Regions from separate parts of the Homo sapiens genome. Here region 1 is linked to region 2. Evidence: read pairs that join two places in POLR2A ChIA-PET (ENCODE). Cell type or tissue: Panc1. All regions are shown on one strand. Links, peaks and the distances in the headings refer to the core of each region. The heading gives the core; the rest is flanking DNA.

What was found. ChIA-PET counts read pairs that join two places held together with the same protein. Peaks named below come from ENCODE experiments on the same cell type or tissue, not always from the same donor. Only the 100,000 strongest peaks of a DNase experiment are listed, where the experiment ranks them.
Region 1: POLR2A ChIA-PET joins it to region 2 with 13 read pairs; 2 of 35 experiments call an interaction of 5 or more read pairs at or near these places.

The regions. Positions count from the first base shown.
Region 1 is chr11:40,449,516-40,459,796 of GRCh38, reverse strand. The region is part of intron 3 of LRRC4C (leucine rich repeat containing 4C); the gene reads left to right. Among named protein-coding and RNA genes, the nearest start is that of LRRC4C, 1.0 Mb to the left of the region's middle. In Panc1, for the core only: no CTCF peak of the experiment used is centred there; no DNase peak of the experiment used is centred there.
Region 2 is chr11:40,508,750-40,519,030 of GRCh38, reverse strand. All of the region lies in intron 3 of LRRC4C (leucine rich repeat containing 4C), which reads left to right. Among named protein-coding and RNA genes, the nearest start is that of LRRC4C, 950 kb to the left of the region's middle. In Panc1, for the core only: no CTCF peak of the experiment used is centred there; a DNase peak (open chromatin) is centred at 4,686.

The DNA of each region.
Region 1 (10,281 bases), core at 823-8,822, 59 kb after region 2:
GACCCCTCATTGTGATGGCTTTGTGTGGTGGACATCAGTCTACAGCAGCAAGATTCTCCCCAAATTCAGACTCCCAAATAGAGCTTTGTGAGTCATCACCCTTGTTCTTCTTTCGTGAGGGCTCTGCTTTGTCTCTAATGTATCTGCTCCGGTTCTAAGAATGGAGAGAGGCAGCTTTTCTGGCTGGATGAATTGGCTTTATAATGTAATCATTAAATGTCTTAAAACTGGATCTGAATTTGAAGGTGTGAAAATTCACAGGAGGCCATTCTTTGTGTGATTTGGAAATTATTTTCAATTACAGATTAGAGCACGGCAGTGTCTGTAATATCATTTAATAAGTTATAATGCTTCCTTTTGTCATTTTTCCCCTCTGACTGAGATGGGCACCCTTAAGCTGGCTGACAGATTCCTGAGTGCTGACGATCACTGCTCTGGCAAATGGGAAGGAGTACAATGATGCTGCAAATGAGTGCCAATGAAAGTGGTAGATCTTTCAAATAAATTGCATACTGCTTCCAAATTGGATGTAATTGGAGTGTATTCATCAAATTTTGAATTTGGACTCAATAGTAACAGGAAGTTAGTATTGAAACATTGAATAAGAGAACACTTATAAAATAGAAGTCAATGATTGTGTATATGCATATGAAAGAGGGAAGGTCATTAGAAAGTACTCAGTAGCTGGTTTTCCCAGGTCTAGAGACAATCAACATGAAGAGCATAATACATTTATATGTTAAATACCCTCATGTGTATGCATGTATGTGTGTGCATTTTATCTCTGTATATGCATGTATGTGTGTCCATTTTTATCTCTGTATCTGCTTATCTAGGCTTTTTTTATCTTCCTCCTTTTAAATTTCCAAAGAACTTAACTGATTAACTATATCCACTCTTAGCAAGACATATTGTAGTAGGATATACAAATAAAAAACCTAGGAAAACATTCTCTCTGAGTTTATTACTCTTTGAAGCCAAGTGAAGGTGAATATATTAAAATACAGTAACATTTAAGAGGGGTTGACATCCTATGAGATTTTTGGATTTCCAAAGTGATTTGAAATTCTAGATTCTCTTATTCTTTCAGTAGACTGTTGGAATCCTTGCCTACAAAAGAAAACAAGTTTAGGTGAGAAAAGCTATTTTATATTTGCTCAAGTTCCCCATCAAATACTAACCTGAGAATGATGGGAAAACCAAAGACTTAGGAGAAACTGAACAGAGAATAAGGTTATAGAAAGAACAGAGAAACTTCACGGATGATGAAGAAAAAGAAGAAATGGTGAATGGTTGCAGTGGCAAGAATACAAGAATTAGTATTTTATGATGTTTGAAAGACAGATTTAAGAGAAATTATGAATTACTTGATGGTCATTGAAGGAGTCTGGATATTTTTCAGTAGGTCAGTTAGATTGTCTTAAATATTTGCCTCACAGAATTACAGGATTACAAGGGTTTATATAGATAGGCATAATGGAATTGCATGACAGACTTACTATGATTATACGTATATATGATAGTAGTTCATTTCTACATACACATGTGTGTGCATGCACGCACACAGACACACACACAGGCAGTCCATGGCTGGTAACAAGGATTCTATTGTCATCAGAGACCCAAATTCAACATCTTCTCCGTATGATTTACAACTTTTTATCTTGTCCATTCCAGTGAAAAGATAATACCTCCTAGCCTTTCAGAAACGAGTAAAGAAAGACATTCTCTGCCATTTAAATATATTTCCTGGAAGTTGCACAAACCACTTTTATCTACATTACTTTAGGCAGAATGTAACTACATCTATCTGGGCAAGGAATTAGAAAGGTAATGTTTGTTCTACTCAGTCACATAACCAGGTGAGAATTTGAGTTGTATTGCTGTAGAAGAAAAGGAGAATGGCTACTGCAAGAAAAACAGAGACTTCTGCAATAATATGACATAAAAAATTTCATACTATACAAGATAGAATGTTTTCTTAGAAATAGTCAACTTAATTGAAGGAGGGGAGCCATCAGGAAGGGAGACTAGTTAAGATGCTCTTATAACAGTATTTAGTGTCCAAGCTAGGAAAGTGGAGATCAAAGACTCAACAAATTGCAGATTTATTTAACAGGTGGAGATAACAGTATTTGGTGATTCTCTGGCAGCTATTAAACTATTAAAGGACTGAATTTAACTCTCATTCTCAGTTTTCTGGGCCAGAGGTGATGGTGCACCTAGGAGAATAAACATGGGAAGGAAAGTTTGATTGGAAAAATGGAACTGCGAAATGCACAAAAGCCATTTGTGTGTACTAAATGTTCAGGTATTTGGGATGCAAAGATAAATGATACAAGTGCCCTGCCTTAAAGGAGACTCTAAATTTAGTAGTAAGCAATACTTAGTTGAGTGTGAGAGATTTTCTTTTTAATAGATACATACACCTTCATCATACAATTAAAACCTTTTTTGCTCTTGATTTTATATTTATACAATGGGTATGAATTTATTACTCTTTGATGGGTATACTTTCTTCTTAAAAATATCTTTCTGCCTTTCTGTAATTTTTAAATTTTTTTATAATTGTTCTCTACTTCATATCAATCAACATGTGATTTGTTTGATTGTGTTCTTTGAGATTCTTTTTTTTAAAAAAAATTGCTGAGGTATATCCTCAAGTAACTGTTTTTTTTTTCTTTTTTTTTTTTCTTTTTTAAGAAATACACAGGAAAGCTAAAATTCTGAGCTGTTGACCTTTTAAAATCTCCTCATTTTAACTAGATTTAGGAGTTCAGGTTCTAAATTACTTTGCATTTCGAAGGACAGTGAACTACTGTATAGCACACATAATTTTTAAAGAATTTTAAGCCATTCAAGTTTTCTTTTTTTTCCCCTTCCTTTCTTTCCTTTTCCCCTCCCGCCCTTATCTCCATGCTCTTTCTCTTTCTCTCTCTTCCTTCCTTCCTTCTTTTTCTTCCTTTCCTTTCCTTTTCTTCCTTCTTTTTGTACAAGGTCACACAAACTGTCCTCTTCCTAGCTTTCCATACAGTCTCTAAAAACTTGAAATTATCTTTACAATACCAAGCTTTCTTTAACATAAGCCTGGGTACAGATTTGAATTTGCTGATGCTATTGGACACTGGAGAGAATTTTTTCAATCTAAAGACGGAATTTTCTTTAACTTGTGAACATTTTTTTCTATTATTATTTCTCTCCCTCTCTTTTCTCCATTTTTTGTTGTAAAACTTCATTTAGAAATCATTGAAGCTTCTCAATCTATTCTTCTAAATTGAGTTCTTCCATATTTTCTGTCACTTTTTTTTCTTGCTCTGTATTCTGGGAGATTTCCTTGACTTTTTTTTCTTGCTCTGTATTCTGGGAGATTTCCTTGACTTTTATGTTTAAGATGTCCAATTAGGTAATCAGATTCAAGACTCCACTCAAATGTTTATTACAGTCATAATTTGGATTCTTAGTATCTCATATGTTTTTAGATAGCATTGTGGCATTTAATAAATTGCTACAATATACATATAGATAAATTTAATTTGAATTAAACATTCTTCAGGTTGATTTTGCTTCTTGCTTTTTCTCAAATTTCTCAAAATCCTTAGTTGATGACTGATATGCTAAAGAGGAGCTAAAGAGGACTGATACGCTAAAGAGGTTGATTAATATTGGTGACATATATTGGTTTCTTCTGCCATTTTGTAGGCATTTTTCTCCCAAGTAGCCTCTCAATGAGAGGAAGTCATATGCCAGTAGAATAAAGGCAAAAGATGTAGGTCTCAAGAGTTTCTAGTTAGGTATTGAGAACATGGAATTAATCAAAGAGACAGGCAATTCCACACTTCCTCATTGGAACATTTACCGTGTATCAATCTCAATGCCACTTTCACATACTAATATGGCCATTAATATTCATCTCCATGCAGTTTAAAATTTGAAGATAAAATGAGTTGGCCAACACAGAGAGAGAGAAAAAAATATGCCCACAATACAGTTCTGTGCTATCTATTTCAATTATAGGTCTGAGGTAAGGGTACCAATGTCACCAATATAAAGAGTTGCAAAGGGACATTTAAAGCAGAGACACATACATGGTTTTGATGAATTCTGAAGGCAACAATGTCTGCAAAAAGAGAATGTGCCCAGGGAAAGGTGATAGAAAGACCTTTTTCTCTCTGTCATTGGGAATGTGAAATGAAATTAGGACTCAGGTAAAAGAGAATAGGACAGATGAACAATTCAAGCATGGAATATTAAGCACACGGGAAATAGGAAACTAGCTGCCCCCCATTTCACCTTCCCTTCTTCTCTTGTGGTATCTCAAAGCTATCACTGAAATCAACAGAGTAGAAGTACACTTTGGGAATATTACATAAGTCTGGCTGTGTTGCCTAGCTTCCTGCCTCTGGGCAGAACTCTAGTTAAATAATTCTGGACAGATGGATGCCTATCCTTGGAGAGCAGGGACACAGGAGTGAGGATGGACACAAAAGCAGCATGTCAGCCTGCTTCCATCTGGAACTAGTGAGCACCTCGTTTTGTACAAAGGCAGTAGCCATGCTGTTTAAATGGCACTCTGCATGACTTTGTTGTTAAATATGGGCTTCAGGAGCATTATATTTCCCTTATGGCCCAGGCAAGTTATATTTTGGGGTGTGATTTTTCACCTGGTGTGATTTTGGCGCTCACTTACTCTTTTCAAGTGTGGACAACTGGTTGAAGCCAGTTGTGCTGTTTTCATTGTTGTGACATACATGACAGATGACCTTCTCATGCATAGTATGCCCAAGGCTTTGGGCTATTTCTGACGTGTTGCTCCCATTTAAAAGGATAATGAATAACATCCCACTTTATACCTCCCATTCTGGAACTATCTGAAAACTGAAGCAGGAAACACATGTAAGCTTTATTACTGATAAAAACTAAGTAGAGAATAAATACTGGATTTAAAAAAAAAGGTTTTCTCAACTTCACTCCCACCTGAAGCCTTGTCTTTTAACCAGCTCACCCATAAAGGTGTCTGAAAATTAGATGTATACCTGAAAAAGTAAATGAGAAATATTTACTTCATTACATTGAGCCCCAATGCAGGGGTAGAGAGGAATGAATATTCAGATATGGATGTAGAAGGCATAGGTATTTTAACATAGCTGTGTTTACCACATTGAAAATAACGATCAGAAAAAAAATTCATACACTGTCAAAGTAGACAAGTCCAAAACAGAGAGCTAAGAAGTTGTTGAATCGCACAAGTTTCCTTCCGACTGTTATCTTTCAGATAAATCTCCCTTTGTGCCATAAGATAAAGGCAGTGAGTTAGAAAGATGAGCAGATATCTCTTCTCAGCACTTCGAAGATGTCAGAGTTTTACTCTAAAAGCAGAGGGAGAAGTGTTAGAATACAAAAAAAAAAAATTCTCTAAGTTTACTACCTGTAACTCAACATATTCTATAGCTCTCATATTTGAAAAGATAATACAGTACAAGTGAGTGAGAGTGAGAAGATTATAGGGATATTATTCAATCTTTTCTGAAATCATATTTTAACTATGGTAAGTTGCACATCAGCATGACACCTACCTTACAACTGTTGGTAACAAATGACTCACTGTTAAAAAAAAAAAAAAAAAACTTTAATCAAGTGGTCATTTTATAATTATATTGGGGAAACACTAGGAAAATATTCTCCAAATACCACAGACAAGTCAGAAAAGAATAAAGTGTTAAAGATAGAAGATGCAGGAAATCTCATGGATCCCCTTTTAGCACTGCTCATTGACAGATAACCTTACTCAACTACAGGTCTTTGCTGTTTGTAGCTATACTATTTTTAACTTATTTAGTGAGATATAATTCACATATCATAAAATTTACTCATTTAAAATGTGTAACTCAATGGGTTTCGTATTTCATAGGGTTATGCAACACTGCTATCTAAGTTGAGAACATTTACATGACCCAGAAAGAATTGTGGTACCAATGTACAGTGATTTCTCACCCCACCATAAGCCCTAAACAATCACTATTTTTCTTTCTTTCTGTATAGATTTTCTGATTCTGAACATGTCATATAATGTGCATATACAAATCTTTTTATATATTCCTGGATTTGGTTTGCTAGTATTTTGCTGATAATTTTTATATCTTTACTGATAAGGGATATTGGTCCGTAGTTGTTTTTTTTTTCTTAGAATGCCTTTTTGTGGTTTTGGTATCAGGGTAATACTGGCATCATAAAATGAGATAGAAATGTCCTCCTCTCTTTTGTTTCTTTAAAAGAGTTTTATATTCATTGGGATTGTATTAATACATAAGAATTGGTATTAATTATTTCTTTCAATATCTGATAGAATTCACCAGCTGTATTGCCTGGAGCTTTTCTTCACGGGAAGTTTTAAAATGATTAATTCAATTTCTTTAGTTGTTATCGGACAATTTAGATTTTCCATTTTTTTATTTTTATTTTTTGTATACACTACTTTTTTATTTTCTCAAAAGCACTGAAGTAAAAATAACATTCTCATTTTACATTTAAAGAAAATGAAACTCAGAAAAGTTAAATTATTTGCCCATGCTGGCTCCATGGCAAGTTTAGAATTGAGATTCCAATCAACATTTTTTTATTATACTTTAAGTTTTAGGGTACATGTGCACAATGTGCAGGTTTGTTACATATGTATACATGTGCCATGCTGGTGCGCTGCACCCATTAACTCGTCATTTAACATTAGGTATATCTCCTAATGCTATCCCTCCCCCCTCCCCCAACCCCACAACAGTCCCCAGCGTGTGATGTTCCCCTTCCTGTGTCCATGTGTTCTCATTGTTCGATTCCCACCGATGAGTGAGAACATGCGGTGTTTGGTTTCTTATCCTTGCGATAGTTTGCTGAGAATGATGGATTCCAGCTTCATCCATGTCCCTACAAAGGACATGAACTCATCATTTTTTATGGCTGCATAGTATTCCATGGTGTATATGTGCCACATTTTCTTAATCCAGTCTATCATTGTTGGACATTTGGCTTGGTTCCAAGTCTTTACTATTGTGAATAGTGCTGCAGTAAACATACATGTGCATATGTCTTTATAGCAGCATGACTTATAACCCTTTGGGTATATACCCAGTAATGGGATGGTTGGGTCAAATGGTATTTCTAGTTCTAGATCCCTGAGGAATCGACACACTGACTTCCACAATGGTTGAACTAGTTTACAGTCCCACCAACAGTGTAAAAGTGTTCCTATTTCTCCACATCCTCTCCAGCACCTGTTGTTTCCTGACTTTTTAATGATCACCATTCTAACTGGTGTGAGATGGTATCTCATTGTGGTTTTGATTTGCATTTCTTTGATGGCCAGTGATGATGAGCATTTATTCATGTGTCTTTTGGCTGCATAAATGTCTTCTTTTGAGAAGTGTCTGTTCATATCCTTCACCCACTTTTTGATGGGGTTGTTTGTTTTTTTCTTGTAAATTTGTTTGAGTTCTTTGTAGATTCTGGATATTAGCCCTTTGTCAGATGAGTAGACTGCAAAAATTTTCTCCCATTCTGTAGGTTGCCTGTTCACTCTGATGGTAGTTTCTTTTGCTGTGCAGAAGCTCTTTAGTTTAATGAGATCCCATTTGTCAATTTTGTCTTTTGTTGCCATTGCTTTTGTGGTTTTATCTACCTTTGGTCTTTGATGATGGTACAGATGGGGTTTTGGGGTGGGAGTGACAAGATTTTCCAGGTGCTGTCTGTCACCGCTTTCCTTGGCTAGGAAAGGGAATTCCCTGACCCCTTGCACTTCCTGGGTGAGGCGATTCCTCACCCTGCTTTGGCTCACGCTCAAGCTCTGTGTGCTGCACCCACTGTCCTGCACCCACTGTCTGACAATCCCCAGTGAGATGAACCTGGTACCTCAGTTGCAAATGCAGAAATCATTCGTCTTCTGCATCGCTCACACTGGGAGCTATAGACTGGAGTTGTTCCTATTCAGCCATCTTGACTCTACTCCCCTCCATTTATTTTTAAGTCGGTTTAGTAGTTTGTGTTTCTACAAATTTGTCCATTTCATCTAAGTATTCTAATTAGTTACCATACAGTTGTTCATAGTTTTCCCTCAAAATCATTTCTGGCCGGGTGCAGTGGCTTATGCCTGTAATCTCAGCACTTTGGGAGGCCAAGGCGGGTGGACCATGAGGTCAGGAGTTTGAGACCAGCCTGGCCAACATAGTGAAACCCCCATCTCTACTAAAAATACAAAAATTTGCCAGGCATGGTGGCACACACCTGTAGTCCCAGCTACTCAGGAGGCTGAGGCAGGAGAATTACTTGAACCCAGGAGGCGGAGGTTGCAGAGAGCAGAGATCAGGCCACTGCACTCCGGCCCAGGCAATAGAGTGAGACTCTGTCTCAAAAAAAAAAAAAAAAAAAAAAAAAAAAAAAAAAAAAGTCATTATTTCTGTAAGGCTAATAGTAATGTCACTCTTCCATTCCTGATTTTGGTAATTTGAGTCTTATTTCTTTTTTGTTTTGGTTATTTAACTAAAGGCTTATCAATTTTTTTCTGTTTTCTAGGCAGCTGGCTTTTGATGCACTAATTTTTTTCTATTATTTTTCACTGTCTACTTATCCACTTTTGCTCTGATCTTTATTATTTTCTGATTCTGCTTACTGTGGGTTTAGTTTGCTCCTGTTCTAGGTTTTTTTTCATTGTTAAATAAGCTACTGATTTAAAGATTTGTATAAATATATATATTATGCATATATATAGAGAGAGTTACATCTATTAACTTCCATCTAATAACTATTTTTCTTACATTATAAGTTTTGGTATGTTGTATTTTCATTTTCACTTACCTCAAGATATTATCTAATTTGCTCATGATTTCTTCTTTGATCCATTAGTTCCGTAGAAGTGTATTGTTTAACTTCCACATGTTTGCGAATTTCCAAAATTTCTTTCTCTTTCTGGTTTCTCATTTAATTACATTGGGCTTAGAGAGCATACTTTATATGCGCAGTTCTTTTTTTTTTTTTTTTAATTTTCAGGGATACATGTGCCAGTTTGTTGTATAGGTAAACTGATGTCACAGGGAGTGATTCCAATTCTTTAAATATATTAATGAATGTTTTAAGGCCTTATAACTATAATATTTCTAATTGTATAATGTGTAATACTTTCTAACAGGCTCCAAGCCTGGGCTTTGCTAAATGATTATAGCACTAAGGAAACAGTAGTACACTCCTACTTACATATGCATCAGAAAGCCTGTTCCCTTATTTCAGTTTTAAAAAATAATTTTAGGCTAATCATTTAAGGTCATTGTTGTCTTTGTTTCCTTGGTATTTATAGCCACTGTTTATATCAAAAATAATATAATAAATATTTTTACCTATGAGCTATAATATAGAAATCCACACATATCACACAGGTCATAGACACTTTCTCCTACTGTTCTAGAAGGAAAAGTGATATATTTATTTAATCATAATTAACAACAAAACTATTTAACACATAAACACAAAATATGTTGCCTAGAAGTCTGTTTACATCAATAACTTGTCTGTTACCACTACTGAGAATGAAGAACATATATATTAACTAATCAAACATAAATATTGACAAGAGGAGATGCGGGAGGGAAGGGCATATTTAGTGAGTGGGTCTTCTTCATGACCTTTGCCCTATACCTGCCCATATAATAATGAGGGATTGCTATAATAACAATACATTATTGGTTTTATTTTATGACTGATGATAAACACAGCTAGTGGAGCATTAAAAAAATACTACCTAATCTAAAATCACTATGCCTTTAAGGATAATTAACCAGACTTTATTGAACACCCAACGTAATTGCCAAAGTGGAAATTAAACTTAAATTTCACACTCCTCATGTTCTCAGGGTGAGTTCTGGACAGCTTTCCCCTTACCTGAAAATATATTTCTCCAGATAGCAAGCTTTCACTGAACTTTAATGCTGTTTTGCTTTCTTTTCTCAAGAGCACCTGCTATATTTATTTTGTTCAAACATGTAATTTCAAGGCACTTCTGCTGCCATTCCTCTAGGGATGCCATTATAAAAATGATAAAACCATCAAAGTCACACTAGCCAAAAGTATTAGCCCCCATTCATGCCTAGAGTGGGGTATGCGTTCATGGAAGCAGGGACATAATTGCAAGTCATAAACAACTGGCTGGGAAGTTAGTTGTCAAAACTTGATTCTGGATTAAACAAGTGACCTTGGACAATTTCCTTAACTTTGGGGGCCTCGGTTTTCCCTAGCTTTAAAATAAAG
Region 2 (10,281 bases), core at 861-8,860:
TCCCACTTATGAGTGAGAATATGCATTGTTTGCTTTTCTGTTCTTGTATTAGTTTGCTTTGAAGGATGGTTTCCAGCTTCATGTCCCTGCAAAGGACATTACCTCATCCTTTTTTGTGGCTGCATAGTATTCCATGGTGTATATGTGCCACATTTTCTTTATCCAGTCAATCACTGATGGACATTTGGGTTGGCTCCAAGTCTTTGCTATTGTGAATAGTGCCGCAATATGTGTGCATGTGTCTTTATAGCAGAATGATTTATAATCCTTTGGGTATATACCCAGTAATGAGATCGCTGGGTCAAATGATATTTCTAGTTCTAGATCCTTGAGGAATCGCCACACTGTCTTCCACAATGGTTGAACTAATTTACACTCCCACCAACAGTGTAAGTGTTCCTATTTCTCCATATCGTCTCCATTATCTGTTGTTTCCTGACATTTTAATGATTGCCATTCTAACTGCTGTGAGATGGTATCTCATTGTGGTTTTGATTTGCATTTCTCTAATGACTACTGATGAGCTTTTGTTCATGTTTGTTGGCTGCATAAATGGCTTCTTTTGAAAAGTGTGTGTTCATATCCTTTGTCCACTTTTTGATGGGGTTGTTTTTTTCTTGTAAATTTGTTTAACTTCTTTGTAGATTCTGGGTATTAGCCTTTTGTCAATTGGATAGATTGCAAAAATGTTCTCCCATTCTGTAGGTTGCCTGTTCACTCTGATGATAGTTTCTTTTGCTATGCAGAAGCTCTTTAGTTTAATTAGATCCCATTTGTCAATTTTGGCTTTTGTTGCCATTGCTTTTGGTGTTTTTGTCATGAAGTTGTTGCCTATGCCTATGTCCTGAATGGCATTGCCTAGGTTTTCTTCTAGGATTTTTATGGTTTAAGGTCTTACATTTAAGTCTTTAATCCACCTTGAGTTAATTTTTGTATAAGGTGTAAGGAAGGGGTCCAGTTTTACTTTTCTGCTTATGGCTAGCCAGTTTTCCCAGCACCATTTATGAAATAGGGACTCCTTTCCCCATTGCTTATTTTGTCAGGTTTGTCAAAGATCAGATGATTGTAGATGTGTGGTTTTACTTCTGAGGCCTCTGTTCTGTTCTATTGGTCTATATATCTGTTTTGGTACCAGTACCATGCTGTTTTGGTTATTGTAGACTTGTAGTATAGTTTGAAGTCAGGTAGTGTGATGCCTCCAGCTTTGTTCTTTTTGTTTATGATTGTCTGGGCTCTGCGGGCTCTTTTTTGGTACCATATGAAGTTTAAAGTAGTTTTTTTTTTTTCCCCCCAATTCTGTGAAGAAAGTCAATGGTAGCTTGATGGGGATAGCATTGAATCTATAAATTACTTTGGGCAGTATGGCCATTTTCACGATGTTGATTCCAGTGCCTAAACCACCATAAGGCTTCTCTTAAAGACAGAACACATGTATAGAGATGGGTGGGTTCTCACAGTCCTGTCAGTGTGGTCTGATTGGATCTTCTAAAAAGGGGGTGTTATTCTTGAAGCATCCAGTTACAGAGAAGGCTGGAGAGAAACTTATCAACCTCTGCCTTTGCAGATGTGTAATTAGCCTTGTGAAATTTCCGCTGTCCTCTTAATTAGCCTCAGTGTTTCTAAACATTCCAAATTACCATCATTTTCCTTTCCTATTTGACAGTCTGTTTTCCTGGATCAATGCCTTCCAGAGTAATGTTGCCAAACAGGACACTGGAAAAGTCATCGATTGAACCTCTTTTTGTTTCACTGTGTTTGGCATTGACATATATCTATGTAAGATGGGAATTATAGTATTATGTTATTCCGTATTTCACATACACATTAGCATATTGTATTTTCTGCCAGTAAATTATATGTGTCCATGACTCTCAAGATTGTGCCTCTGAGAGAGGCATCCTGAAATGTCCAGAGGTAATACATTATTTCATTAAATTTGAGACTTTAATCTTGCTTATCAGAGAAAGTCAAGCCAGAACCAGTATGAATAGGAACTGACCATTGTATAACCATGCTCCATACTGGTCAGTGATAAGCAGTGATTAACCAGCCTTTCATTCTGGCCTATATAAGCGGCAATGCCCTGCTCTGTACAATGCTCTGTGCAGTGTAGGCTTCCAATAAATAGTGCAGAGAACCTAACTGACACCTTTTGACACATCCCCCTCTGAGTTAGAAACAAGATTCATTTTCATATAAAGCTAAGGAATAATTAAAATGTGGCTAAAGGGTCCTATGCCAACTCCAACCATATTTTTACATTGGGTATTTATTTTTAGGTTCATTTTAGAGGTAATTTTATGCAGAAGAAAAATTGGGTTGGATTCTCAGAGATGCTTGTGTCCTTATCTGAATACCTCTGTTTCACTTCTTGCATGGTGCTTTGTTGATTTCATACAAAATTATCCAGAAAGAAGTAAAAAGGAAATATTCCCTAGCCATGTGCCTAGTTTGCTTTAAACTCTTTCTATGCTACCATCTCCTTCTTTAGAACTTAAGAGAGACAGAGAGTGGACATAAACCAATCAAATGCATAGGGTATTTAAAAATATCTAACAGCACCAAGCAGAGGCACTCATCATCCTGCTTAAAATTCTGTATTTAACTAGTTTAGCAATCTTGTTCATACATAGGAGACTTGGTAGTGGAGTTGGAAAATAATGAGCCTTGAAAGCTAGCTGGAATAAAGTGCCTTTCTAAACTTTGTAGAATGACTTTTAATAAACTCTTAGTCTTAATTAGTGAAAACTGTGAGAATTTTTAAATTTTTTAACTGAAATTTATTATTTTTACCTTATAAGATTATAGGATTACATAAATAAAATATGTAGAACATTTGTCATACCAATGGAAGTTAACAGCACTTAATATTATCAATTAATGTCATAATGCAAGTAATGCCACTATAGTATTAGGAATAATTTGCTTTCTCAAATATTATTTAAAAAGAAAAAAAATATTTCCCCCATACCCCATGCTCAGCAAAAGATTTCTTCACATGTAACTGAGGATATAATCTCAAACCTCTTTTTAATTATCACGCATTCTGAATGAATAGGGTCTGAGTTAACAAGATTATTCTCATATGCACTATCATAAAATAAAAGGGATTTTAATCAATCACATGAACAAAGCTACATAAATTTAATAGTATACTTAATCATGAAAGTACATTCTTTATATATCATACATATTAAAGCCCCTTTATTGGCCACAGTACTTCATGAGGACTAACTGGTTCACCTCAAACATGGCTAAAATATTTAAGCAGGAAAAACACCTGATTTTTAATAATTGTTGGAAATTTTACTGCATTTTAAAATGTTATTACACAAAATTGGAGTTATTTTACTTTATGTTTTAACCTACTAAGTCTTACAGTCTAGTACAGATATCAACAAAACTGAACAAAATTAGAAATCTACTCTTAGAAGCATAGAGGACAAGTCTACTTCATGAAGTCAAATAATATTCCAGAGATCAATCACATCAACTTGCTCCATGGGATAAAAATGTGTATCATGAGTAGGTTAATATTATGTAACATGTAATTTTAAAATCTGAGCTAAAAAGTTTTTAAGTAAGATTAGACAATATAATTATTCACATATAGAAAAGAAAGTTTTTCTTTCCTGACTGTGCACTTAAAATATTTTGAACATTTTCTTACAGTTTCTACCAATTCTATTAGTAAACTAAAAATTCTGAGGGTTTCCTTTCGACAAATGTGTATCAGAACAACTGTTCTTTTGTAATAAAAGAAGAATATGCTTAGTATTGCTAAGTTTCTCTTTTATTCCTGATATAAGGGAAAAGGTGAAAAAATACATGGTTTATTTTTACATGTTAATTAAATTTTACAAGACAGTTTTGTTCACTGTGGAACTTAGACTCTAAACCAAAGTAGCACATATAGATGAAAGTCGTTTTGTTTGAGAATATGAAATATCTGAATCTAGAGTAAATTCAAAGATCTTACCCCATAAAAATTGAATCATTTTCACTTCTTGGTTGACAGGTACTCCACAGGCTATTTATGAAAGATATGGTGTGGATGTTTTAGTTTAGTATCAAGTTTTCTGAGTGTCCACTGGGAACAGATGAGATAGGTAGGTTTATAAAACTCTAGTCCCATGTCAAGAATTAAATTGGTTTGATAATTTTTGAAATTGTGGCTTTTTTCTCTGTGTTCTAACAAACTTCTTGCCAACAATTAACTTCTCAAACTTTTAGATGATTGTATTGGTTTTTATTATTTCCCTGTTTTGGTTGTCTACATTTTGAGAGAAGAGATAGAAGAAAGTGGGGAGGAGAGAGAGAACTACACAACAACATATAAGGGAGGTTGATGGCAATTATGCAAAGAAGACAATAGATGGAAGGAAAATCCTTATAAAATAATTAAAATAAAGGATAAAATAAGAAGCGAATTAAATTTATTGAGTGTCAATAATTCTGATAATGATAGCAATAACCATATAGCCAGTCACTGACTACATGCCCGTTACTCTATTAAGTACTTTGTATGGCTTTTTTCAAGTAATCCTCATAAAAACACCAGAAAATGATATGTTTATATGCATTTTACAAATAAGAAAAAAAATGCTTCAACACAGCAAATAACTTGCTCAAGGCCATAGAGCTAATAAATTATAGAGCTGGGAATTGAGCCAAGAATGATTTGGCTCCAAACAACATCACTTTACCACTAGGGTGTAGTGCACTGTGCTAAGCCCTTTGCATGCATCATCTTATTGACTTATTGCAACACTTTGGACATGTACTATTAACCTCTTAATTTTGTTATTAAATAAAAGTATTGAAGTTAGAAGAGGTTCATGAACGTATGCAATTTTACCCAACCAAACAAGGGTTTGAACCCAGGTCTTTGTCACTCTACTGTAAGGATCACATAGTTTTGCTGGAATAGGTAAATTGATAAGAATGCTTTAGGGCCTGAGTTTCAAGAAAATAAAAGAAAGAAAAAAGAACATATTACTATTTGCCTTAGTAGCAATTCCAAGAGGATTCATAGTGGAAGTGAAGATTCTCTGAGAGAACTGAGAGTTTAAGGTGAGACAGTTGGCTCTTTGTCTTGCCTGCCTTTTAAGATATACTTTACTTCATTTGGTTGGTTTCTATCACCCTTTCCTGTGAGTTGTTTTGAATCCAGAATCACTTTTATCTGAGTAAGAAAAAAGAAAATGGAAGCCAAAAAACTGATTAGAAAAGAAATGAAAGTACTTCTGTAAGGGTCTGTCTGTCATGAACCCAGCAATGCTAAGATATAGGAAATAGAAAAAACTCACTTCTATCCTGGAGAGTTGTAAAGTATCCTTCAGGAGGAATAAATTGTCCTCTATGCACCCCTTCTAATCCACTCTCCACACTGCATCAGAGAGGTCTTTTCAAAATGCAACCCTGCCCTGGCCCTTAATTTTGAAAGCTTTCAGTGGCTTCCCATTGCTCTAAGAGGAAGACAAAGCAAGGCTCTCATCCACCTCTCCAGCTTGCAGCCCTGTGTACTTATCAGCTGCACTGTGCTTTGCTAGTCTGTGGTTTGCTAGGGCTTGCATTTGTGTGATTTCCTCCTGCTGGGGTGCTTATCCCATTCCCTAGTCTAATGTAGCTTATTCTCATCTATCCTTCAGGCTAAGTCTAGCTTCATTTCCCCAAGAAGGCTTCTCTGAACTCCTTGACTAATATAAAAAGTACTTCTTCCTTGGAAGAATTGTTAGAGTGGATTTTTTTCTTTCTTTTCTTTTTTTTTTTTTTTTTTTTTGAGACGGAGTCTCACTCTGTCGCCCAGGCTGGAGTGCAGTGGCACTATCTCGGCTCACTGCAACCTCTGCCTCCCAGGTTCAAGTGATTCTCCTGCCTCAGCCTCCCAAGTAGCTGGGATTACAGGCGCATGCCACCGCGCCTGGCTAATTTTTTGTATTTGTAGTAGAGACGGGGTTTCACCGTGTTAGCCAGGATGGTCTCGATCTCCTGACCTCGTGATCTGCCCGCCTCGGCCTCCCAAAGTGCTGGGATTACAGGCATGAGCCACCGCGCCCAGCCTTGTTACAGTAGATTTTCAAAAATAAATATTTGTCTGCCACTCTAGACTACAGGTGTCCCTAGTACACAGGAGTGTGCTTAGTCTTGTATGCCTATCTCAGTGTCTGAAACAGAGCAGCTACTGCAGTGTGGTAGCTGATTTTCAAAGTGTCGACTCCCAATGATACCTGTCTCCTGAATTCATCCTTGATTTTGATAAAGTGACTTGATTTATCAGTGGAATTTCGCAGACGTGGCATTTTGCACGGCTAGGATTGATCTTTAAGGTGGCTCAGCGGCTTTCACTTTTGTGCTTTTCGGAAACCCTGAGATATTGTCAATGATCCATATGGAGAGGAGATGCTCTGGTGTTACATGGGTAAGGAATGAGGCCCAGCTCTCCCAGTGTCTCAGTCATGCCTGTGGTTGTGACTTTGGTCTCACCCACCATCTGATGATATCTACATAAGATGTTTCAAGTGAGACCAGAAAAATAACTGCCCCTCTGTGCCCAAGCAACCCACACAACTGTGAGATACAACACAGTAGCTATTGTTTTTATTTTGTTTTGTTTTGGTTTTGGTTTTTTCATTTGTTTGTTTTTGTTTTTGTTTTGAGATGGAGTCTCACTGTGTTGACCAGGCTGGAGTGCAATGGTATGATCTCGGCTCACTGCAACCTCTGCCTCCAGGGTTGAAGCAATTCTCTCACCTCAGCTGCCGAGTAGCTGGAACTACGGGTGTGTACCACCACAACTGGCTAATTTTTGTATTTTTAAGTGGCTAAGTGTGGTTGCTTGTTACATACCGATAGATAACTGAAAAATAAGATGCATAATAAAAATGTAGAATTTATAGATTAGTGTAGTTTCCTCATGACTGGATTCTTGCTATTTAGGATATAGGGCAAGGTATCAGGGTCAGGCCTATATGGATTTTTTTTCTTTTTTTCTGGACCTGTCAGGCTCATCCTGCACTAATACATGCTAAAGAATAAAAACGAAGTATCATTCTCTAAATTCTGTATATGTAGTACATCTGAAAACGCATGTAATTTATATTAACTCTTGTTTCACTAGCCTGTATATACTACAATAGTCACTTTTGTGTGTATTATCAAATTTTACTATGTTAATGCCAAAATTACTGATGGAAAGGCCTCAGCCCCCTTCAAAATATAGCCCACTCTCCCAATATTTCTAGGGTCTCCAGAAACTTTTTCAGAAGTGCCCAGAAGCAATTCTTCTGGATTACTCTTCTCCAATCTTGCTTCTTTGCTGTACTTATCATTTACTAAGTGTGGCATTCCCTGCTGGTGCTTCAGTTTCGAGTCTGGAGAGAATGCTGCCTTATTCAAGTTTCCTTCTTCCTGAATACTCAGTTATGCAAAACATATGAGATATCAAGCCAGGCACTGTGCTGCTTTCAGTCTTCACTACATTGAATTCATAATGTGTTCTGTGCAGAAATGTGGAAAATCTCCCATTTTATAGTGCAAACTGGAAGCATTTAGTAGGCACTGGTCCATAGCAATTTTAGTTCCTAGATTAATGTTCAATTCTGCTTCCTATGAATTATCTTTTGCATCTCATGGCCCTTCTCTTTGAGCTCTTGATTTCTGCTTCTAGGCCATTTTTCTTTGTCATAAAATGTACCCTATATTTGTAGATAAGTAGTTTTTACAGGTCAGTTGCTGAACGGAGTCATTTAGGTGTCATACGCCTCTTTTCATTTTGTACTGTTTCTGTCACTTTCAGTATGAGCTCATATAATTTCTTTAAAACCATTGTGGGCTTTCTGTGTATCAAATTATAATTCTTGTAGACAAAATATCCTGTACTTCTCCCATTTGAGGTTGCTGTGGTAAGATGCCTTTAAATTTCTTATAACCTTTATTATTTAAGAGATATTGCCTAAGAGGCACACCTTACAATAAGGCTTAATAGAGGATTTTTCTCCTCAACCTGGATTTTATTTTTGCCCTCTGAAACCATTTCTTACTTTAAGAATATTTTCCTGGGAGTGCCTGTGTCTTAGAAACAGTTTGTTTTTCCTTCAAAATCTAGCAAGTATCAGTTTTTTTCAAAAATTTTTGCCCAATATCCAAATCTTTCTTTCTTTTATTTCCCTCTTGTTATTCACAAGGGTCATCTTGAGTTCAGGGGCTGTATTATTCTATTTCGCCATCTCTCTAGACTCTCTATATACTACTCCTCTTCAAAGTCCTGCAATGGTTTTCCCATGTATATCAACTGAGGCAACTAGGTGGGTGACAAGGTCACCAGATTTCAAGCACTCACATTGTGAGTTGCTATTTAGGCTTATTTGAGACCTCTGATCACATATAAAATGATTTTGCTGCGGATAGAGGCAGTACCTGTCAACAAAGAGGAACCTGTAATTTTCTTCTGTTTTTATGCTGTTTAGCTAATGGCAAGATACTTATCCTCACTGACTTCATTTATCTTTGAAATTATATAATGAATTTACAGGATTCTTATTGTACTTAGATGTTATATCCTGTCACAAAGGAAATATTGAGTAAAATAGTCATTATTATAAACATTTTATTTATGGTGTATGCACATGTGTTTGTTACGAAATCAACTAGACCCATTTTGCTGGCATTGTGAACATGGACCAGTTATTTTAGCCATCTCATACACATTACTTCTGTTTAAGAAAGGAATAGCAATGCTTCTCATAGGGATATTAGGTCAGTAGTTCAGAACTATTTGAAACTTTAAGAAATATATATATATGAGATATATATATATAAATACATATAGATATATACACATAGATATGATATATAAATAAATATACATATATATTGATTGCAGGGTTCTATGTCAGACACTTATTTCGAGCTTTTGTCATGTAAGTAATTAAAATGTAAAACAAGAACCCCTGAGGTGATTCCAGTGCATAACTGGAGTGGAAAAGCACTATTTTTGAAGCTGAAGATGGCACTTGTAAATTACCTGACCTAAAGTGCAGTAAGCACTCAATAAAGTTATATTTACATCCACTGCCTTGCACACTGCCTCCCTCCGCTGCCATGGACAAGAGCTTTGTGAATCATTTAGGAGCCAATAGCAACCTGCCATGATTATTTTTAATCATCATGTGACGTATTTTTAGCCAACTGGCAAGATTACACTCAGTACACACAAAATATATAACTATAGTTGCCTATGTTATATTACCTCACTGTTTCAAATAAATGGTTGCTTATTCAGCTTTGTGTAATAATTTGAAACACGATAAAGTTTTATTTAATCAAAAATATCTCCCTTTTTTATAAAAAATGCTACGCAAAATTAACAGAAATCAGAAAATTGTATTTAATCAGTACCCAATATTACTAGGCACTATGAAATGCACTAAAGAAGGCAGTCCCGAAAACATAACATACCGCATTGTTCCATGACAAGTGAAAATAGACTTTCTCTCATTGGTCATTTCGCAAAAAAAAATAAATAAATAAAAATTAAAAAAATTTTAAAAACCAGCATACAGTAAAATCTTAAGGGCTTTACTATCATTTACATTTTTCTTCAATTGCAAAATAAATTTAAATTTGGAAAAGAGAATCATGTAGAAGATAAACTGTATCCATGATCTTACCATTTAAATTTACTGTTAACAATTTTCAAGCTTTCCTATTAAACTATTTATCATGCTAAATAGCAACCCATTTCTTAACAAAATGGAATCACACTGTAGATGCATTGCTTAAATTATTACTTAATATTTCAAGTAGAATTTCTGATTTCCTGCAGAATTATTTTAATGACTACATGAAACACCATAATTAACCAATCTCCTATTGTTGGCTATTATATCATTTCCAATTTGCTATCTGATAATTATGCTGTGATGAAGTATATATTATTTCCTTGATATATGTGATCAGAAAGGGAAATGCTGGTTCAATGGATCTGCTTATTTTAAGACATGTCAACATATATTTCCTCGTTGGCTTCAAGAGAGACAAACAATTTTACTCCTCCACAACACTTCATTTCTCAAGTTTCTTTTTTTTAAAGCTTTGTCAATTTGATAGGTCAAAAATAGTATTTCCTTATTTTAATTTAATAGCTACAATTTTAAAACTCATGGTTATTACTTATGGTGATGCTTTTGTGCTTTAAGCCAACAGTTGAACAATAACAATTAACAGGACACTTTGACAACAGTTTCACATATATTATTTCATATAATATCCCAGCAGCCT